Linked DNA regions of Homo sapiens: region 2 is linked to region 1. The links are chromatin loops, found by intact Hi-C in ENCODE. Cell type or tissue: mammary epithelial cell. All regions are shown on one strand.

What was found. Peaks named below come from ENCODE experiments on the same cell type or tissue, not always from the same donor. Only the 100,000 strongest peaks of a DNase experiment are listed, where the experiment ranks them.
Region 2: it touches region 1 in a loop (13-fold over the local background); 3 of 110 quality-filtered maps call a loop at or near these places.

Annotation. Positions count from the first base shown.
Region 1 is chr14:93,931,907-93,939,906 of GRCh38, forward strand. It overlaps ASB2 (ankyrin repeat and SOCS box containing 2), which reads right to left. Exons shown (of 10, transcript NM_001202429.2): 8 at 7,202-7,766; 9 at 5,792-5,945; 10 at 2,260-2,886. The coding sequence ends at 2,750. Among named protein-coding and RNA genes, the nearest start is that of FAM181A, 8.6 kb to the left of the region's middle. In mammary epithelial cell, CTCF peaks have their summits at 4,553 (motif pointing left) and 7,894 (motif pointing right); DNase peaks (open chromatin) are centred at 5,835 and 7,825; H3K27ac peaks cover 814 bases.
Region 2 is chr14:93,652,150-93,660,149 of GRCh38, forward strand. UNC79 (unc-79 subunit of NALCN channel complex) reads left to right here. Exons shown (of 52, transcript NM_001395159.1): 39 at 1,593-1,705; 40 at 1,791-1,876; 41 at 3,085-3,258; 42 at 7,044-7,112. Among named protein-coding and RNA genes, the nearest start is that of PRIMA1, 130 kb to the right of the region's middle. In mammary epithelial cell, a CTCF peak has its summit at 3,122 (motif pointing right); no DNase peak of the experiment used is centred here.

The sequences.
Region 1 (8,000 bases):
TCTACTATGCTGTGAGACGTCCCTGAGGCTGCAAACCTCTTGGGGCTGGGTAGGTGCGGCTGCAGGAGGGGCCCACTTCTACAGAGGGAGGTGGCTGTAAAGTGCTCTACGCAGGAGTGATGGTCAAAATACATAATGAATGGCACAATGTGAGCACTGACCAACTGGAACCAACCCATTGGAGCAGTCCCAGGCCAGGAATGAACCCCTTAGCTGCTGGGTTGTGGGAAGATGGGGGCAGGGACCTGAGGAGGCCAAGGCTGGGCATGGCGCTTGGGGGGAGGGGTCCTGAGCAGTGTTTGACTAAGTGGCATGGACGCATGTACATTAATATTCTAAGAACCCAAATGTAGCACTAGTGTGTCCCAGGCCAGGAGGTGCCACATCCTGCAAATGGTGACTATAGAGAAAACAGTGGCTGAACCCCTCCCCTACACCTCCCACTCACCCCTTCGGCCTCACCTCCCCCAGAGTGGCACCTCCCTCAGACCAGCACACTGCCCTGCCCAGTGCCCGGGTCTCTGGGCTGGGAGATTTGTGGCTGCTGCCATAGGACTGTTTGGGACATAATGCGGCCCAGGAGATGCTGTAGGTTAAGAGTCTGCCCAAGACGCATCTCAGTACACACACACGAAACAACTCACACACTGGCCCTGCGTGCCTCATTCCATCACCACCTGCCACCCCTCGGGTCAGTTTGACCAGCAGTCACCCGAGATGCAAATGCCCTCCCTTTGGCTTCTGGGTGAGCAAAGGCGTTCTTCCATCAGAGTCATGTGGGGTTTCAGAGTCAGCTCCCCTGGGAGCTGAACCCTCCTTGGCAATTTACCCTCTGGGCTCTCAGTGTTGGGCATCCCCCAGTGGGGGAGAGTGCAGGTTTCCTTTGGGGCTTTCTTAGGATCCCCGCAGGTTCTGCCTGGTATACAGCAAGGCCGCATGGGACTGTGGCCCAGCACTGTTGAGCTGGAACCCCAGGGACTTGCTGTGTGTGCCCAGGCAAGTCCCTTCCCCTCTCTGGGCCAGTTTCTCATTTGTACCACGAAGGGGTGGGCAAGACCTGGTTGAGCCCCCTTTGACCTGTGGCCATAAAGTGCTGCTTGGAAGACTTTTTCTCTGGGAGTTACTGATTCCATAGAAGCCCAGTGTGTCTTTAGCCGGGCACAGTGTCATGCCCCTATAGTCCCAGCTACTTGGGAGGCTGAGGTGGGAGGATCACCTGAGCCCAGGAGGCGGAGGTTGCAATGAGCCAAGATCATGCCAGTGTATGTCAGCCTGGGTAGCAAAGTGAGACTCTGCCTCGAAAAAAAAAAAAGAAACCCAGCGTGTCAGAGCCGGCAAGGCCACCAGGGGCCATCATGTCTCACTATACAGATGAGGAAACTGAGGCCCCAGAGATGTAAGCCAATGGCAGAGCTGAGCCTGGAACCAGTGCTCCCCTCCACCAATCTAGCTGCTTACTTTCCAAAGGCCAGAAACTACCTTTGACCTTGTTTAAGACACTACTAGATCCTGGGGCTGGCCTAGTACAGACTCTCGGCCAGGTGGCCTGCTCCGGTGTTGCTGCAGAGTAGCCTGGACTCAGCGGCTTCATTCACACTTGTAAAGGGAGTGGTGATGAGTTACCGCAGCTTCCATGGAAATAGGGCATTCTACCTCTCAGCCCTCGGGGCCTGGAGAGACCCCCCAGAGTGCCACGTGGTGGCGAGCCTTAACTCTGCCCTGCACCACCTGAAAACAGGATGACAATTCCTGCTCTACTCAATCCACAGGGCCACATGAAGACAGAGGGAGGCACGCAGGGGCCAGAGCTCTGTGCACTCTCAGGCTTGGTGCCTTTGCAAGGGCTGACCATGGCCATCACTCTAGCACCATTGCTCACAGTGGCCAGTATTTAATTTTTTTTTCCTAGTTTCTCAACAACCAGCAAAACAGGGGTGAGCAGCGTGTGAAAACAGAGTGCCAGGAAACATGTATAAGACAACCCCAGGTGTCGGGAGACATGTGGGCCCTGAGACTGTGATGGAGTGCCTGTTTCCATGGTGATTGAACCAGGAGAGGAAAACCCATTGGGCCATCATCCGGTCTTGCCTGGGGAGTGAAGGACACAGCCTCTTGGGTCTTTCAGGAGCCCAAAGGTGACACGTTCAGGGGTCCTTGTGCCCCGTCCCCACATCTGCCTCGCTCCCGCTACTGCCAGGAGCAAGGCTGAGGACCTCAGGCTTCAGGGAGTCTGATGAGAGGGACTTCACTGGGCAGGTGTCACATGTGTAACATTTATTATATTAATACTTAACAAAGCCCTCCAAGACCCAGGCTCCCCCTACCCCCTACCTTGGGCCACGTCTTCATCTTAGTCTTTGGAGAGAAAGCTCTGAAGTCAAGTGGTGAGTTTTCCAGAACAAGTGGAGGGGCACAGGGAAGGCTCTGAGCACCACCTTCCCCAGAACACCTCAAGCTCTGCCCTGGCCCCAGGAATAGAGGTTTCTGCCATTCCTGAAGGTAGAGAAGGTCTGGGATCTGCTCATCAGTTTGTAAACAAATGATTCTTCTCCTTGACACATTCTGTTCTCTGCTCTGGCCAAAGCTCTGGGCCCTGAGACCCAGTGAGATCCTGGTAGCTGTCCAGGCTGAGAGGGAGGCAGCCTGCAGCCTCGTCTGTCACCAGGTCCCCTTGGAGTTGGGAACACCGACGTCCTGAGACTTAGTAAGAAGAGTCTGAGGGGCTACTCCTCTCTCCCCGTGGCCCCAGTTACTGGGTGTTCTCGTATTTCAGGTATCTAATCAGCCTGCCTGGGAGCGGCAAGGTGTCTAGGAGTTTTATACGGTATTTCCCAATGGCCTTTCGAACCCGCAGTCGGCAAAGGTGAGCCAGAGGTCTTGGAGGTTCTGAAAAAAGGAGGGAAAGACAGAGGCTGATTTGTCATTTGCAATAAGCAAAGGGATTGCATCTGTGACCCCAGCCTATGGGAGGTGCCCAGCTGATGTGGCTGGGTAAGAGAGGGAGTGCCTGCTGCTGGTCACCCCAGTCCCTGCCAACTAAAGAGATCCAGCAAGCCACCTTCCCATTGTTCACCCCTCATTGATCTGCACAGCCCACGCAGTGCACAGCGTGGTTAGCACACCCATTTCACAGGTGCGGAAACCGAGGCTTAGCAAGGTTCTGAGCCTTGCCCAGGATCCCTCCTGGGACTAGTGGTGGTGTCTCCCTCCTCTTGAGCCTCTTCCTCTTCACACACAGCCTGGGCCCCCAAACACAGCCTTAGCAATGGGGTCAGAGGGTTTGACCACTTAAGTGCCCCTACATGTGGAATTCAACTTGGAGCTCCCAGTGGTGCTGAGAGGCCAGGATAAGGGGGCAGAGACTGACAGCTCGCCTCGAGCTCCAGAATCCCACCTGGCTGCCTCCCCCAGGAGCCACGTAGTGGAGTTTTCTGAGCTGGGGAGTGGGTAGAGGTAAGAGCAGGGATGAACGCATCCAGTAACGGAGTAATTAAAGGGCTTGTAGAATCACAGAATGTCATTCATTCATTCATTCATTCATTCACCAGGCGAATGCTGAGCCCCTCTGTTGCACCTAGCTCTGTGCTTGGGCCAGATATGCAGAGGTGCCTGCCCAGAGGCTCTAGTGGAGGCTTCCACAAGAGACGGTGCCCTCTGAGTGAGGTCCTGGGGGAGGGGCAGGAATTTCCAGGTACGGAAGGGGGACAGGGGCATTCTAAGCAGGGAAAACAGCAAGTGGCAAGGCAAGGAAGTCATGCAAGCCTGGGGCTGGAGGGGCAGGTGGGATGTGGAGCAAGGGCGGAGGGCCAGGCGGCTGCAGCGTTGCCTAGCGAAGCATTCACACACCCATCACTGTGTTTCTGACACTTCCACTGCCCTCTGAGTTCACTGCCTTCTGAGCTCAGATTTTTCTACCACATAGTACGCCAAAGAGCAGGGAAGCATCATTCCTGTTGCCCGGGCAGCTTGCCTGGTTAGTTCCTATTACTATCTCCTAAATGCTGTGGTCTGGATAAAAAATAATGTGGTTACCTTGTACACAGAAGGTCTTGAATATATATTCATTTAATGGCTGAATTGGAATAATTAATTACAGGCATTGAGGCCAGTTAGGACACTTTTTTAATAGTCCAGAAAATAGATGGGGAAACCCTTAGGTAACAAGCTTAGAACATAACCTCCCCTCTGGGAAACTCAGCACAGGCTGCTGGTGAGCAGAGGACACGGAACCATGAGGGCTGGGCTGGCCAATCCATGGGCTCTGGGTAGTTCCTTCCCAGAATAAGGATGTCAATGTTGTAGCATTAAACAAACAAGCTCGTGGGGACTGTCTTGCAGGTGGAAAGTGGGCTTTAAAGTAACCCAAATAGATATTGGTTAAGAACGATTGGTTTTACTGGCTAACAAATGCGTACTCCACACTAAGGTCTCTGCAGGGATTTCCCTGGGGCATGGTTTAGTTGTGGGGGACCACCCTTCTCTAAGGAAGGCAGGAGAAGGTGACAGAATGGGTAGGACTGATACCTAGGCATAGACTGCTCCACCCTCTAGTGGCCAAGGATCGTGGTGACAGCAACTAATTATTCATTAGTTCCCTGAAGGTTTATCATGCGTCTAGAGTTAAGCCCTGAGTGAATGGGCAAGCTGACGCCTCCCTCCTCCATCACTGCCCCAGAAACTTTATCAAAGGCTTCAATTCAAGTGGCTTCCAGGCACCTGTGCCAATGAAAAATCCTACAGCACATTTGGGTTCACAGGGGTGTGGGGATCAAGGAGGAATGTGGTGAGTCAGAGTTGGGGCACAGGGGTGGGCCCCCCGAGGCTGCACAGTCCCACCTGGGGACAGGAGCAGTAGTGGTGGAATGACAATGACCTGCTGCAGGTCAGCCTCCTTGTAAACACTTGGCCAGGGCAGGACTGTGCCCTCAGAGCCAGAGAAAGCCCTAGGGTAGCTAGAATGCCACTGCACAGATACCCATTTCTGTCACCTGTGGCATCCTGTTTGCCCAGGTGAGCTCCAAAAATGCCTAAGAGGGATTCTGGCTTCCTCAGCCTGACTTAGCCAGGCAGCCCCATCTACTCTGCACACATCAGAGGGACAGTGGCCGAACTCCACTTCACTGTGCCTGGCACAGTTCAGGCGGGTCCAGCTGAAAGGAGCTGGACAACGAGCCTGCCCAGGCCCCTCTGTTCAGGTGGGGAGAGGCCTCACCCAGCAAGGCCCTGGCAAGGCTGGCTCCAGGGTTCAGGGGCCTGTCTCCCACACCAGGGTGTTCTGTGCACCAACAGCCTTGGTGTCACCTGGGAGCCTGTTGAAATGCAGACTCCCCGGCCCCGCCCCAGACCTGCGGAATCAGAAGCTGCATTTTTAACAGGACACTCAGGTGCTTCATGTGCACTTTAGTTTGAGACATCCTAGACCACCATCCTCCCCTCTCCCCTCCTACAATGCCTCTTGGTGGCCCCAAATCATTCACAACCTACCCTGAAGGTCCCGGTACCCCTCAGGGAGCTGTAGCTGTTTAAAACATCATGGAAAGATGTAGCGGAGAGACTCTGGGGTTGGTCAAACCTGGGTTTTAATCCCAGCTCTGCCACTAACTAACTGTGACTTTGGCCCAGGTGGCACAGCTCTCTGAGAGGCAGATTCCTCATGTTTCATCCAAGGAGTTACAGAGCCTGGCAAGCAGCAGGTGCTCACAGGGTTAGGAACAGTCGCACTCCCTGAGGCCTGGGACTCTGAGTCAGGCAGGGAGATCTGCCAGCCTTGGCAGCAGCAGCAAGTCCCTACCTGCCTTCTCCTTGATGACGGCCCAGTCCTCAAAGCTGTCGATGTGTTCCTTCAGCCGCGAGCAGAGCTGCACGTTGCCCACGTAGTCCAGGAGGACATCGATGATGGGCCCCGCCCAGCGGCTCACCTCTGGGGCAGATACGAACTCACAGAACTGAAAGAGAACATGCCGGGACCAAGAAGTGAGTTCATCCCACCTGCAAGAGCCTGCGGCCAGGGACGGCAGCGGATGTGTCCAAGCACAGACACTGTGCACACCCAGGCTAGGATCCCCTGAACCATGTCCCCTCAACACAGGCTTCTGCTGCCCAAAGTGGAAGACGGGCAACTTGAGCAAGTCACATCACCTCTGAGCCTCAATTTCCCTATCTATAAAATAGGTATATGAAACCAACTCCAAGGGGATTTAACATGAGAATTAGGTAATATGAACATAAACTTTGCACACAGTAGGCAGCCCATGAATGATCGCCATTAACCATTAAAACAATGAGCTCCAGGAGAGGAGTGTGTCTAACTTCCTTTTAAGTTCTGACTTTTTTTTTTTTTTTTTTTTTTTTTGAGACAGAGTCTCGCTCTGTGCCCAGGCTGGAGTGCAGTGGCGCGATCTCGGCTCACTGCAAGCTCTGCCTCCTGGGTGCACGTCATTCTCCTGCCTTAGCCTCCCGAGCACCTGGGACTACAGGCGCCGGCCACCACACTTGGCTAATTTTTTTGTATTTTTAGTTAAGACGGGGTTTCACCGTGTTAGCCAGGATGGTCTCGATCTCCTGACCTCGTGATCCGCCGGCCTCGGCCTCCCAAAGTGTTGGGATTACAGGCGTGAGCCACCGCGCCCGGCCAAGTTCTGACTTTTAAAGTAACAACATGGACGTGTCCTGCCTCTGGGTCGCTGGCTTTCTGCTTCTGACCTGACCCTACACCAGCCTGCTCTTGACATGCCTTTCCGGATCGTGCTTGTTTCACATCGCATTCCAGGTGTAGGTTTGCTGGAGGTGACGAGCCTCTTAGTTTGGCAGAGTTCTCCGCTCCATCATTGGTTCCTTAAATTCCCCAACGCAGTGGACCACAAGAAGGATTTCACCGTTCCAATGCACCACTAAGTTCTGCGGCCTCTTAAGTGTGCTAACCACCGGTTCCGCTGCCTCCAAAGTGAGCTAACCCCTAGTTCCCTCCAAAGCTCCCTCCAAAGCGCCCTAAGCGCTAACCCACGCTACCCAGGACGCAGGTTAACCACCGTGCTCTGCTGCCTCCAAAGCTGGCCCCACTTCCCCCGAAGGGTGTTAATCACTAGTCCACGCTGCTCCCAAGGAGCGCGAACCACCCGGCCCCGCCCGCCTCCCATGCGCGCGCGCGTCCCTGGGCCACACCCAAAAGGCGTGCTCCCCACCGCCAGCGTGCGCTGCCCACCTGCACCACGCTGGGCTCCTTGTCGGCCGCGGGCGCGTCGTTGAACCTGCTGGAGGGCTGCGGGGCCGGCGGGTGCGGGCCGTTGCCGTAGAGGCATGAGAAGCAGGGCTCGCCGTCGCAGCCCAGGTCCATGAGGAACTTGAGCAGCGACAGGCACTTCATGGCGAACATGATGGTGGCGGGGAAGGCGGTGGGGTGCGTGGCGATATAGGCGTCGATGTTCGCGCCGTGGTCCAGCAGCAGCTGCATTGTGCGCAGGCAGCCGTGGCGGATGGCCACGAGCAAGGGGCTGATGACGTCGCGGTTGGGGTCGGCGCCGTGTTGCAGCAGCAGCTCGGTGGCGTACACGTTGTTGTTGACCACCGCGAAGTACAGCGCGGAGCTGCGCCGGTCTTCGTAGAGGCGCGCGCGCTCGGGGGCCAGCGGCGTGTTCACGTCGAAGCGCGCGCTCAGCAGCGCCTCCAGCACCTCGTCGTGGTTGCGCTCGGCCGCCAGGTGCAGCGGACTGACGCCGCTACGGCGTATGCGCGTGCGGCTGGTCACCGGCAGCAGCATCTGCACGATCCTGCCGGGTCGAGGGGCGGGCGCGGGTGAGGGGAGGGTCGGGGTGTGGACGGGTAGGGCCGGCCCCGCCAGCAGGAGAGCTCGGGCGCCAGGCTCGGCTGGTCGCCCTGACCGCGGGCTGCGACGCGGATCCCACCGGCAGGGGGCGCCGCGGGTCAACCATTCTCACCCCACTGGGCAGGGTGGGTCGGCTGCCGTCTCCGCTTTACAGATAAGGAAACTGAAGCTCAGAGAG
Region 2 (8,000 bases), 280 kb before region 1:
CTCTCTTACAGGGAAAGTATTCAATATTTACTATTAATCGCAGTAGCTATAGGTTTTTTTATAGATGCCCTTTAGCAAATTGAGGTATTTCCAGTTTGAGGGTTTTTGTTGTTGTTGCTGTTGCTGTTGTTGAGGCAGGGTCTTGCTCTATCACCCAGGCTGGAGTGCAGTGGCACCATCTTGTCAGTCTCAACCTCCCTGGCTCAAGTGATCCTCCCACCTCAGCCTCCTGAGTAGCTGGGACTACAGGTGTGTGCCACCATGCCCAGCTAGTTTTTTGTATTTTTTGTAGAAATGAGGGGGGTTTGCCCTGTTTCCCAGGCTGGTCTCCAACTCTTAGGCTCATGCAGTCTTCCTGCCTTGGCCTCCCAAAATGCTGGGATTACAGGCGATAGTCACTGTGCCTGGCCCAGTCTGAGTTTTTGTCATGATGTGTGTTGACTTTTGTGAGATGTATTTTCTGCATCTATTGAGATATAAGCTTTTTGTCCGTTATTTCTTAATATATTGAATTATACTGGCTGATTTTTGAGTATTAAACTATTGTTATTCTCTTGGAATAAACTCTACTTGGTCATGACCCTACTTGGTCTTTTAATCTATAGCTGGATTCAGTGGCCATGACGACTATGGGTCTGTCTGTCCTCTTCCCATTTCTTTTCTGTTTCCTTCTTTTTTAAAATTTATTTTGATAATGGCTTTATTAATTTTAGTTTTAGGGCTATGCTGCCTGCATCAAACAAATTGGGAAGGGTTCTCTCCTTCTCTATTTTCTGAAGTTATTGTAAGTTCGGCGTTATTTTTTCCTGAAGAATATTTTTGACCTAAAACTTTGAACCAGCATTTCAGGGTAGATGTGGCACAATGAGGTAATAATTGGCATAATTAGGTAAGCAGTACTTCTTACTCTTTATCTATTTACGTTCTTTGATTTTCTCTTTTTTCCTTCTGGTAACTTACCCCCTAACTACATCAAGAAGCATCCTTTCTGGTACCTTAGTCTAAGGGGCAGGGCCTCATAAATTTGGCCCTACTTTTGATGTGCAGAGGTGCACATGAAGGGTGAAGGTCAAATTGCACCTGTCAAAGTCCAGCCTTTTTACAAGTGTCAGCTCAGATGCCCAAAGAAAACTTCCCACATCTCCTAATGAGAATGAACATCTCTCTCACTGCATATATATATATATATATGAATTTTTTTTTCCTCAGAGCAACTCTGTCTTAGCCAGTGACACTTTCCTGGGAGGATTTTCCTGGTAATCCTCATCCAGGGCTCCAGTCTTGACTGTCATTCTGTGAGCATGTGACCTTTGTATGTGACCTCTTCTCTCAGGATCTCATAACCTTCCTGAGTCCATTGTGGGACCTGGAATACGTCTGAGACTACACTGGCATTTCATGGTTCTCTCTTTCTAAAAACTTCTTGTTAACAGGGATTAGGTTTGAGTAGAATATTTCATTTCACTGATGAACATGACAGTGAGCTATCCCATCAGAGGCATGGTGTGCAAATGTCTGAACTCTAAGTAAATATCTGAACACCTGCTCACTGGCCCATGACTTCGTGTCTTTTCTCCCCTGTTCAACTCCAGCATGATGGTTCCCGGCAATGCGGCGGGGGTGGCCAAGCAGTTCCTGCGCTGCATCTTCCATCAGTTGGCCCCCAACGGCATCTTCCCGCAGCTGTTCCAAAGCACGATCAAAGGTAATTCATCCACTGAGGATCCAGGCACCACAAATTTGCCTCATCCCAGACACCCAAACACTAAATCCGATCGTTGACTTTCCAGATGGGACTTTTTTACGGACCTTAGCCTCGTCTCTGATGGACTTCAATGAGCTGAGCTCCATCGCAGCTCTCAGTCAGCTCCTAGAGGTGGGTTTCCTTTAATGACACCCTAAGCCCCAGCCGAAACTCTAAGCCCCAGCACAACTGTGGGCTGTGTTTCTTTGAGTCACACCATAGGATACTGCTGAGGAAGGATTGCAATGTTATTTAATTTAAAAATGAAATCTAAAATTTTAAAATTAAAAAATATATATTAAATTTAAAGCTAAGGGCTGAGTGCAGTGGCTCATGCCTATAATCCCAGCACTTTGGGAGACTGAGGCAGGAGGATTGCTCGAGGCCAGGAGTTCAAGACTAGCCTGTGCAACATAGCAAGACCCCCATCTCTACAAAATAAAAATAAAAGAAATTAGCTGGCATGGTGACACATGCCTGTAGTCCCAGCTACTCAGGAGACTGAGGGGGAAGGATCACTTGAACTCAGGAGTTGGGGGCTGCAGTGAGCTGTGATGGCTACATTACACTCCAAGTTGTAATGGCTACATTACACTCCAATGGCTACATTACACTCGCAACGGAGCGAGACCCCCAACTCAAAAGAAAAATAATAGAAAATGCTAAAATTTAAATAATTTAAATTTTAAAAATTAACATAATTTAAATTTTAAAAATTAACATAATTTAAATTTTAAAAAGTTAATTAAGAAATAGAATTGCATAGAATAGTGTCAGTTGGACATTGCGGCTTTGCGTGGATTTACTCTTCATTGAAAACTTCTCCATACCCTCAGCTAAGTCGTGACCTTGCTTCCACAGAACAACTTGGTTTTCCAAGGGCAGAGTGGTGGGTGGAGCTATGGGCGTTGGATCAAGAGACTTGGGTTCAAGTCTCAGCACTGCTGCAGGTCAGCTCTTGGGGTTTGCTTGCGGGAGATGCTCACTGCTAGAAAAAAAGCTGCAGCTCCTGTAACTCTATGCTCAGTCTTTGTGCTGGGGATTATTTACAGTGAGCATCATTCATTGTTTTCTTAGCACCTAACCACACCAATTGTAGACCCTTGGAAGCTGTTTCCTATTTCTTGCTCACTTTTCACCTCTCATCAATTTTCCCCCTTAAGTTTGTCTGAACGATTTTCTCGTTATCCTTCCAGTCTATCACAGGGATTGGCCTATGTAGTAGGCACTGAACACGTTTATAGCCTGAAGATGTGACTTTTAAACTGACATTTACCAAATAGCGCTATGCATTCCCGTGCTGTTTCAGCAGTTGATGGCCTATGCTTTTGTGTTTTTAGGGTCTAAATAACAAAAAGAATTTACCAGCAGGGGGTGCTATGATTCGCTGTTTGGAAAACATTGCAACCTTCATGGAAGCTTTGCCTATGGATTCTCCTAGTAGCCTCTGGACCACAATTAGCAACCAGTTTCAGACATTTTTTGCCAAGCTGCCTTGTGTTTTACCTCTGAAGGTAAGCTGAGCCGAAGGTTTCATTTTCAATTAATTTCTTACCATTTTCAGACCGTTTATTTACAAGCAGCAGAGTCTTGGGTGATTTAATGTATCGCAAAGGTTAATGAGGAAACTCCGTCAGCCATGGAGTGAGGATGCTTATTTGGGTTGTTCTGTCTTCTCTTAGAGAATGACAGGAATGTGGAGTGAGCATTTTGCTCACTGACTATGAATATGCATGTTTCCAGTTGATTTGAAAAAAAAAAAAAAAAACAAAAAAACAGCCAGGAAGACATGAGTAGACTGTGTTTATCCGGCAGTTTTTCTCCCGTAGATATTAAATAAGTAAGTAAATAGTTTTGTCCAAAAGCAGCTCAGACATATAATGTAAAGTTTCCATTTTAGAGAATTATCTAAAGGGAAGTAATTGCTGTGTTTGTGAATGATGATGTTTCTGCTTGACTGTTACCCCCTACACCATACCATCTCCCAAGAATACACACACAATTACCTACCTGGAAATCTGGTGGCCCAAGGATCATTGACAACATGAGCTCAGTAAATGCAAATAAGAAGCCAATACTGTTAAAGCTGGAAGAAACCTATAAAGATCATCCCTTCCAATGCCTCTGTTTTCTAAATGAATTCTGCAAATTCAGAGAGATGGTATAGCTTCTGGAAACAACACAGTGGTGGCAATGTGAGGATTAGAACTGAGGTTTTCTGACTCACAGTCCAGTGCTCATTTCACTAGCAGACTCTTCTTGCCCTTCTGCAGCAGGGGTGAGTTGAAGGCATTCATGTCTCTAGAGTAGGGGGCAGAGTGGTGGCTGGCAGTGGTGTTGCTGGCTTTGAACCTGACCTGTTCCATGAGGTTTTTTGTGCTTTCTCTATGCAGATTACAGAAGCATTTAACTGGCAACAAAATGAATCAGGCAGGGCATAGCGGCTCATGCCTGTAATCCCAACACTTTGAGAGGCAGAGGTAGGGGGATCGCTTGAACCCAGGAGTTTGAGAGCAGTCTGGGGAGCATGGCGAGACCTCGTCTCTACGAAAGATTAAAAAAAAAAAACATAGGCTAGGCAATATAGTGAGACTCTGTCTCTTAAAAAAAATTAGCTGGGCAAGGTGGCATGCACCTGTAGTCCCAGCTACTTGGGAGGCTGAGGTGTGCTCATTGTTTGAGCCCAGGAGGTTGAGACTGCAGTGAGCCATGATCGCACCACTGCACTCTAGCCTGGATGACAGAGAGAGACTCTGTCTCAAAAATAAATAAACAAATAGAAAGTATTTTAAAAATTAGCCAGGCGTAATGGCATGTACCTTTTGTCCCAGCTACTTGGGAGGCTGAGGTGGGAAGATTGCTTGAGCCTGGGAAGTCGAGGTTGTAATGAGCCATATTTGTGCCACTGCACTCCAGCCTGGGCAACAGAGTGAGATCTTGTTTCAAAAATATAAGATAAAATAAAAATAAAGTGCATTTCCCATAGACAGAAAAACAAAAGGATCAGGTTACCTATTAGTAGCTCCACTTCTGAAATGAGTATTATGTAACATAAGATACTTGATAAAGATCAACAACCTATGCTAATACATTTTTCCAAATGGGCAGATACTACTAATAGGTCTGTAAGGGATAATGCAGGGACCCTTAGCTCAGCGTGTGCTGCTTTGAGCTTTGAGTTACTGTAAGAAGCAGGAGTATAGAGGAGGGATCTTTACCACCTCTTATATTCTATGATCCTCGTTTGCCCACAGATGTGGAGTAGCTGAATAAATCCAAGCAAGAAGGGTTAGTACTTTGAAACTGTGTATGTGTATAGCTACTGTACATCAACACACAGGAAACTGAGTGCACAAATTTTAAGCACATGGAACCTCCTAGGACCCGAGAACCAATCAGGGCTTCACTGCTAAAGAGCCGCACAGGCTAAGAGAAGGGATGGGATGAGGTATGGCAAATTTTTTTTTTTTTTTTTTGAGACAGAGTCTCGCTCTGTCACCCAGGCTGGAGTGCAGTGGCACAATCTCGGCTCACTGCAAGCTCCGCCTCCTGGGTTCACGCCATTCTCCTGCCTCAGCTTCCTGAGTAGCTGGGACTACAGGCGCCCACCACCATGCCCAGCTAATTTTTTGTATTTTTAGTAGAGACGGGGTTTCACCATGTTAGCCAGGATGGTCTTAATCTCCTGACCTTGTGGTCCTCCTGCCTCGGCCTCCCAAAGTGCTGGGATTACAGGCGTGAGCCAAAGCGCCCGGCTGAGGTATGGCAAATTTAAATGCCTGTGTGCCGATGTGACTGTCAGAAGATTTAACTTGGGCACAGAAGAGTGGCAAGTGTTGCCAGCTGTAAACAAGTGGCGTGCCTAATTTGTGACAATCAACCTGCCCATAGGGACCCTGCCTACAGGGTTAATAAAGGAGAAAAGATAATAAGGAGAATTGAGACCCTTAGGAACTAGAATGTGCCAGTCCTTCTATGAGGTCAGTGGCTACTCACGCCTGCCAATTGTTGTTCTGTGGGAGCGCAGGCTTCTGGTTGTCTGTCTTCCTTTTTTTTCCCAAGAGAACATTTTCTGGTTTTTAAATCACTATGGGGGCCTGATGAGCAGCCAGTTTTCAGCCTCTGGTTTAAAGTAGTGTAAATGTCACATCAACTCCGATGAGTGTCGAGCAGATTAAATAGAACCAGTGGTTCCCTTAGAAGGCACTTGTGAAATACTTTCAAAATCTGTGTAAGAATTTCTCCCGCTAGGGCAGATCTGGGCACTGCCCCTGATCATCTTCTGCCTTTGTTTTTAATCTCTGGGGAAAATAATAAGCCACTGAAACCTTCTATAGTTTGTTTTCATCAGTTTATAGAAGCAGATCTCAAACGTCAGTGTGCATCACTGTCCCTGAAGGACTTGCTAAAACACAACTTACTGGGCCTGATTTGGGAGTTTCTGATTCAGCAGGGGTAGGGCTTGAGGATTTGCATTCTGGCACATTTCTAGCTGCTGGTTCTGGGATTCCACTTGGAAAACTCCTGCTTATTTTTTACTATCTTGAGGAAGTTAATGTAGGTGCACAGCTGCAGAAATTTAACTATAGCCTGCTATTGTGATCTATTTACCATATCATTGTTTATTCTTGCTGTAACGTTTACCCCCAGTCCTAGTAAACTCAATTTAAAAAGTACATTTTGATGTGGAATCTTGTCAATATAGAACTTGAATGGATAGGTAAGGCATGATTTTGTCTTGTAGAAATTTTACTGCATTTTCTCAGGTTTTTGTCGTGTTGCTTCATAGCAGAGAAAGGGCAGATGAAACTGGTTCTTATGTGGATTCATGGTTTTTTTAAAAATAGATCTAAGTAGTTTTTTTCCCTAAAAAGTCCTTTCACAAATTGGTGCATCTCTTTAGAATTAGATACATTTAATATCTACCCAACAAATTTCTGTTCATTGTCTGTCCATCTATTCATCCATCCATCCATCCATCCATCCATCCACCCATCCATCCACCATGTCTCTATTCAACTGTCTATCTCATTAATTTTTAGGGCTATATCTTTGAAAAATACTTTAGGAGCTGTGTTTAATTATTTAATTGTTTACCATTGTATAATTGTTTAATTAAAATTGTTTTAACCTGAGAATGACTTTTTTCAACAAGGATATTATGGCATGGGAATCTGTTGAGATGCAGTCATATTTCAGATTTTCCTTTTGCTAAACTAAATGCTTTCAGAACATATTTGAAGCAAAAGTTATATTAAGGTGGAAACTAATTTTTACTTTTTTTCATATTTATTCACAGTGTTCTTTAGATTCCAGTTTAAGAATTATGATTTGCCTCTTGAAGATCCCTTCTACCAATGCTACAAGGGTATGTATGTTTCAGAAAAACATAACCAATTGGTTAGTCAGTTTTTTTTAACCTAATGAGATAGGCTTGTAGCAATACTGAAGACATAGTTATGGCATACTGAATGCTTCCCTTTCAGCCTCCTTCTTTTTCTTCATGCTAGGTCAGTGCCTTGTATAAAGAACTCTATCTAATACATCACAATGTCATGGTTTATAACTGGTCCTGCTAACCCTGGGCCATGCCCCCCAATCCATCCCCCATACTACTAACTAGGCGATCCTTCTAAACAGGATCTTATCGTGTTGGTTCTTTGCTTTAAAATCTCTGATAACTTCTCATTTCTGTCAGGATGATGTCCAGATTCCTTAATGTGGTATCTAAGATGTTACTTCATAACTCTCCAGCCCACCTTTCCAATTTAATCTTTGGCTCCATGTCTTATTCATCCCTTCCTCCTATGCACTTTCAGAATCAGCGTTATCATCATCATCATCGAAACAACAACCACTGTTTGTTATCATATGGCAGACATTATGCTTAATGCTTCAGATATATAATCTTATTTAATTTCATACTTCCTTGCCTTTGCTTAGGCCATTTCCTTTGCCTGAAATGTTTTATGCCCTTGCTGGTGTGGTGAACTCCTTCTCATTCTTCAAGGTCCCATTTAATGAAAAAACATATTCATATTATCTGTAGTAACTTTTTCCTGTATCAGCTTCCATGGTATTTGATAGAGCTCTCTATAGTAGCACTTACATTGCCCTGAAGTGGTTCCAATGAGACCACAAGCTTCAAGAAGTTCTGCACCGTGTCTCATTCACTTTTGTATTCCAAGCTGTATTTCTGCACTGCATTCGCTGCAGTGGTACAATAGTTTGCATTGCTATAGCTTGTAATTACTAT